Linked DNA regions of Homo sapiens: region 1 is linked to region 2. The links are chromatin loops, found by intact Hi-C in ENCODE. Cell type or tissue: endothelial cell of umbilical vein. All regions are shown on one strand. Links, peaks and the distances in the headings refer to the core of each region. The heading gives the core; the rest is flanking DNA. Region 1 has its middle 59 kb from the start of LINC02458. Region 2 has its middle 120 kb from the start of LINC02458.

Region 1 (2,926 bases), core at 185-2,684, 63 kb before region 2:
CACCATCCTAGCGCTATATGCATAATGAGATTCCCCTTCTTCAAAATGCCATCTCAGGGAAGCGGGAGTGAGCGAAGCCCCTTCCTTCTGAGAAAGCATAGACAGCCCTAATGAAGAATGAGAAATATTTTGAGCATTAAACTGACAGAAGAATTTCTTAAAGAAACTGTTTTAAACTGAAAGAGGCTGAATTATCTTTAATTGACAAGTGTCCTCCCATCTCACCATTATCAGTGCAAATAGAGACTCCAGAGGTAGGCAGTATAAAACAAAACAGTATTTTAGGGACATCTAAGTCATTGGGTGCATTCAGTTTTAATCTCACTAGAAGCACTACAGGAGTAAATTCAGGGTGCTTTTGTGGTACATTAGGAAGCTTGCCCCAATCCAGACTTGAGGATTGGATTGGGAAGAGGTAGTCACAGAAGGCTTCCTAAGACCTAAGAGACCAGGAGGATTTAGTTTGGGTAGTTTTTCAAATAGAAGAAAGAGCACATATAAGGATTATTCTCCTCTTGCCTTCCACTGACCCAGGGGGAAAACTTTATCTATACCTATATCTATATCTATATCTATATCTATATCTATATCTATATCTATGTACATATATATGCCCTACTTTTCTATGAGATAGAGTGGTAATCCTTTACTAAAGTCACATTCTGGCTCAAGAGAGATCTGGGCACGTATTCTCTAAGTTCACAGAGTCCTTGGAACTTCCCATCCTTGTAGCTCTTATTACCATGTATTAAGAACATTTTTCTTATTTGTCTTCCCTTCTAGGGAATTTCTATCCTTGAGAATTTCTATCATTTTCCCAAGTATAGAGCTTGGCACAAAGAAAGTGTTCAATAACATTTAATAAACGTTGAAAGAATAAAAATCTGAGTGAATAAGTGATCAAAGGGAAAAGGTACATTGGTGAGCTGAAAAGATCCAAAAGAAGAGAAATCTAAGAACGTGCAAGAAACTGGTTCAGAAGCAACCTGAAGAGAAGATACATTTTAATTTCAATGAAGTCCGTTTAGTCTCCATTGACCTCTTGCTATTTAATACATCAAAGAGTGGTGCTATCCTTTAGTAAATTGATTCAGTATGTTATTGGCTTTTTGGTTCTGGGAATCAAGACAGGCATATCCAAAACATAATCAATATTAGATTGAGGTTTGATTATAAGATCTGATTCTATAAAGGTGATCCAAAAAGATGAAGAATTTTCTATATAGCGTATGGTATTTATTGTACTGCTAAATGAATGATTGCTGTAACTGAATTAAAGTCATCACTAGCACATTAAGCAGTGCCTATTGTTTCTTCCAGGTAGCAAAACTGGCAAATCAAAAAGCCTAACAGAATAAAATTTTACATTGCACTCCAGGTTTGCAAAGAGTGATACAATATAACTCCAGGAGTTTGGGGCAAGTACTATAATGAGAGCTTATTATTGGACTCTAGCTTTGAATGAACCTTGGGTTTTCCTTTTAAGTAGATGCCTGTATTGTAGGACAAAGAGCTTTATCTCTTGTGACAGGAAAGCTAAGAATAACTGTTCTTTATGAGTCATGCAAACACATTCCAAAAAGGGCTTTCTTCTATTAAACATCTGTAGCAGCTCTTCCTGTCCTTTCCCACCACCTCAGCCCAGGTAGAGCTGACAGACAAGGGATAATAGGCAGCGGTTATTTTTACTCTATTGAATTTCAATAAAGGAACAAAAAATTATTCACAAGAACAAATAATATTTCAATTCTCTGTCTTCAGAGACAAAATGTGGCCAAGAGTGACCTTTGGGGACAGGAACTATAGAGTAATTCTTTTTTTTCAGTTTGTAGTTGGTGCCAATTTCTCACCAATGGAAAGAATTACAGCTCCCTCATTGAGTTCTCATTTCAGCATCTTTTGTAAAGATGAACATTTGAAGTCTAGAGAAAATGTTTTGCTCTATGTGGTGTTCAGCTTTACCTGGGCTGCCCCCGATGCCAATTTTTTTTTCACAAATGAATCTGATTCCTTTACTTATAGAAAGCTAGCATTTAGGGCTCAAGATACAATACGAAGATGTTGTTTTCACCTATTTAAAAATCAGAAAGGGAATGTATACCTTTAAAACAAAGTCTTAGATTTCTCTATTAAAAATTGACCGCAGAGACTAGGTTCTTCAACTTTTTCATCACTTGGAGAGACTGAGTAGGGGGAAGGGTAATAATTTTTTGATGGAATTTTTGGCCAAATAATTCTGCCCATCAACAGGAGGAAGGGAGAAGGTTGGTTATGATGGGATCGTGGGTACTCATCTCCAACAAACTCTGCAGTAGTAGTGGAGGGATATTGTCCGATTTCACACTTTTCACAAGTTATCCTCTTTGGTCATGTTTGACTTTCTGCCCAGCATGCAGAGTAGAGATAATACTGTCTGGCTATGCAGTTTGGAAGAATGATTTGCTTTCTCTTCTCTTCTTACTAAAATCTGGGAAGTAATAAGTAGAGAGAGGGAATGTATGTATGTGGATTATAAATCAAAAATAATATTTTAAAAAGGGCCAGTTTCTCACCTTTTTCACTTATCCTAGAGAAAATAGAGATTCTCATGGCAAAGTTTACTCCACAAAATGGCAACTGTGCAGTATCTTAAGAGCTCTTTCAAAGAGTAGAAGCTCAATAATCTTTGAGAGAATAAATGCTCGTCTAAGGAGACAAGAAAATATTGGTGTATTCTTTAGCTGGATGTCTATGTTTTCTAGTAGCTTGACCTCAGAATGAAACAAACGAAAACCAGTCTGGCTAGAATATCATAGTTGCTTATACTAATTCAGCAAACCAGCGAATTTCAGGCATCGACTACATCAACTAAGTAACAACAGCTGCTTAATGAATCCTCAAATTAGAGAGCTTTTTACTTCCCTTTATATCCCAGAATGGTAGAGCT
Region 2 (2,926 bases), core at 137-2,636:
CACGTTTTATTGCTGCAATGTTTTTCTGTCACATATGTAATTAATTCCCAGTATTTCCACTTTTAGAATGTTGTTAACATGTAGAATCTTTGTCTGACTTCTTATAAATATCTTTTAATTGACTTTTGACTGTCATCTTCCACTAAGACTAAGATTTGTAAAGTATATTGTTGAGTATTGTAAAGTATATTGCGGTAGGCTGAAAATGGTCCTTCAAAGATGTTCACATTCTAATTCCCTATACTTATAAATCTTACCTTATATGACAAAAGGGACTTTGCAGATGGATTAAATTGAAGATTCTGAGATTGAGAGACTGTCCTGAATCATCTCAGTGGGTCTGATATACTTACAAACTTCATAAGAGAGGGGTAGGAGATCAAAGAAAGTAGCAAGATATGTAAGGACAGACTCAAAGGGTCAGGAGCCAAGAAATGAAGACAGCCTTTAAAGATCGAAGAAGGCAAGAAAATGACTTCTCCCCTGAAGTCTCCAGAAGGAATGTAGCCCTGCTGACACTTGGATTCTAGACTTCTGATCTCTGGGATGTAAGAGAATAAGCTTGTGTTGTTTTAAGCTACTAAGTCTGTGTTAATTTGCAACAGAGCAATACGAAACTAAGATACTCCACTCAAGAGATGCAATTTTAAATGAGTCTAAAGTTAAACATATTTCATAAACATATATATTAATATTTAACATACATATTATTACTGTTGACAATATTCATTAATTTTACAACATATTCCAGCTCAGTATAGTTTCCAAATAAAAATAAAGAGTTAGATTGTTATAAGGAATGGGACTGATAGCAAAACTTTGTCTGCTTTGGCATTGAGTAAAGCTCTTAACATTAGGAAAAGTAATAGTTTTCAAGCATGTTTCAACATTGGGTTCTTTGGATTCCTTAAATACTATGTGGAGGTTCTTCAATAATGATATGCTTTTTAAAAATATTGTGGTTCAAAATGTTCATGTTCAATATCTCCTCTTTCCTGTCCAAATCAACACAGATAAATGTGAAATAAGTGTCTAAATGTTCACACTGGACTCTGCAGGGAGAAACTGTACTGCTTTTGAACTCACAGGTGAGAAGAAAATGATATCACTTATTTTCTTTACAGAATGAAAATACAATAATGCTTATTAAGAAACATTCTTTCAAGGTTAAGAGCTCACTGAATATGAAAACAAAACTCAAACTCTTTTTTTCTTGGAGTTTTTCTAAATTTGCCCTTAAATCCTTGTATTTTTCTTATCTTTTAGCCAACTGGATGGTCATGATTAATGTACCTTTAATCACAGGAGCTTCTTGAAGCTCCTTTTCACTACCTCAGAGGCAGCTGCTCCTCAGTGATGTCATGTTTCCTTCCTGACCTTGGGAGTGCCATTTAGAGGCAACTGTTTCCAGGGACTGAAAGGCTTCTGCATCTCAAGTCATGCTACCAAAATAGTCCATTAGCTGTGCTTTTCAACTTAGTTATGTCATAATGAATAAGTCTCTTCTCCTCTGAACAGTGTTAATGACTTTTCCCTACCTTTGTCAATTTCAGTATAAATGTGTACCCGCCAAAGGCATCAGGAGGGGACTAAGGAAATCCTATAGGAGAACAATGACAGGAAACTGACATAGCCATTAAGATGTCTGGAAAAATTAAGTTAGAAGAAAGTGGGGCTTGGCTTATTGCCATTTTTGGAATAAGGAAAAAACTGTAGGCAGGATGTCTCTAGAAAAGTTAACATAAAACTTAGACTAAGCATGGCTGTGTGTAAATTGAATTAAAATAAAGGATAATAATATATGATAGATAATATGATAAATAGGATAATAATATGATAAAAAATAATATGAGTAATAGTAGAAAATTACTTTTGGTGGGGAAGGGAAAGTAATAAACATTGTAAATTGAGGTTCAGAATTTTTTTTCTTTTTTAAGAACAAAGATTTCCCTGGTCTTGGTAGCAAGTGCTGATGAAATTTCTCATCCCAGAGCTGATTCACTGAATTGAGGAATTAGAGAAAGGAAACATTTGTTTTTCTAAAACATCTGTAAGGAAATATTATGTTAAATATTTATAGGTTTAGAGAGCAGTCTATAATTACAAATCTTAGATAAATAAATGCAGTGTGTTGGAATCTGGTAACTTAGAAAAAATGACCTCATTCAGGAATAGGAATTCCTATAGGAATAGGAAAAAATGACCTCATTCAGGAATAGGAATTCCTCATACAATAGGAAGCAACTTTTACATTTTTGAAAGGAAATTCATCAATGATTATTTTGACCTCATCTCCGTGTATCAGATGCTCCGTGTGTCAAATATAAAGTCAATTAGGGAAATGAGTAACAATGAAAGAAAACTCTCATGAATGACTAGATGAAGCATGTGAGAATACATCATGCTTAAATTTATCCTTGTGCTGTAAAAAAGCACTTTCTTACTTTTGCCTCTTGACTTTGAATTATTTTCTTCCAGATTAGAGGAGATTACATGAATAAAAGTTTAGCCCAGTAAAGAGTAGCTTGATACAGTAAATCATAGAGATTGGTAACTTCATTTATTTTCAGAGTTGGGAGAGACCTTAAAACAAGCTAACAAAATTCTCTCACGTACAGTTAAGAAGCTGGGGCACAGAGCACTTAAATGACTTATCTGGAGTCAGACATCACCAGAATAAGTACCAGGATTATGTACCAGGTTTCCTGATTTCCAAGCTGGTAAATTCCATATAAAACATATTGGATCAATAAACAGTTTTATTAATTAATCTTGGAACACTATAGTCAAAAATATGAGTCAAATGCTCTATTACATATCATCCTCAAGGCTATAGTAAAAAATATGCCTCATGGTAAGTAGGCAATGGCTCCCTCTCCGTATGCGGTAAGAGAAAAAAAGGGCTGTGAGAGACCCATTTTGGGGA

The links. Hi-C counts contacts between places; a loop is a spot of excess contacts. Peaks named below come from ENCODE experiments on the same cell type or tissue, not always from the same donor. Only the 100,000 strongest peaks of a DNase experiment are listed, where the experiment ranks them.
Region 1: a loop joins it to region 2, with 6 times the contacts of the local background. A loop is called at or near these places in 3 of 110 quality-filtered maps.

Annotation. Positions count from the first base shown.
Region 1 is chr12:88,959,310-88,962,235 of GRCh38, reverse strand. No RefSeq gene overlaps it. Among named protein-coding and RNA genes, the nearest start is that of LINC02458, 59 kb to the left of the region's middle. In endothelial cell of umbilical vein, for the core only: no CTCF peak of the experiment used is centred there; a DNase peak (open chromatin) is centred at 1,625; H3K27ac peaks cover 1,054 bases.
Region 2 is chr12:88,896,476-88,899,401 of GRCh38, reverse strand. No RefSeq gene overlaps it. Among named protein-coding and RNA genes, the nearest start is that of LINC02458, 120 kb to the left of the region's middle. In endothelial cell of umbilical vein, for the core only: no CTCF peak of the experiment used is centred there; DNase peaks (open chromatin) are centred at 1,481 and 2,251; H3K27ac peaks cover 2,500 bases.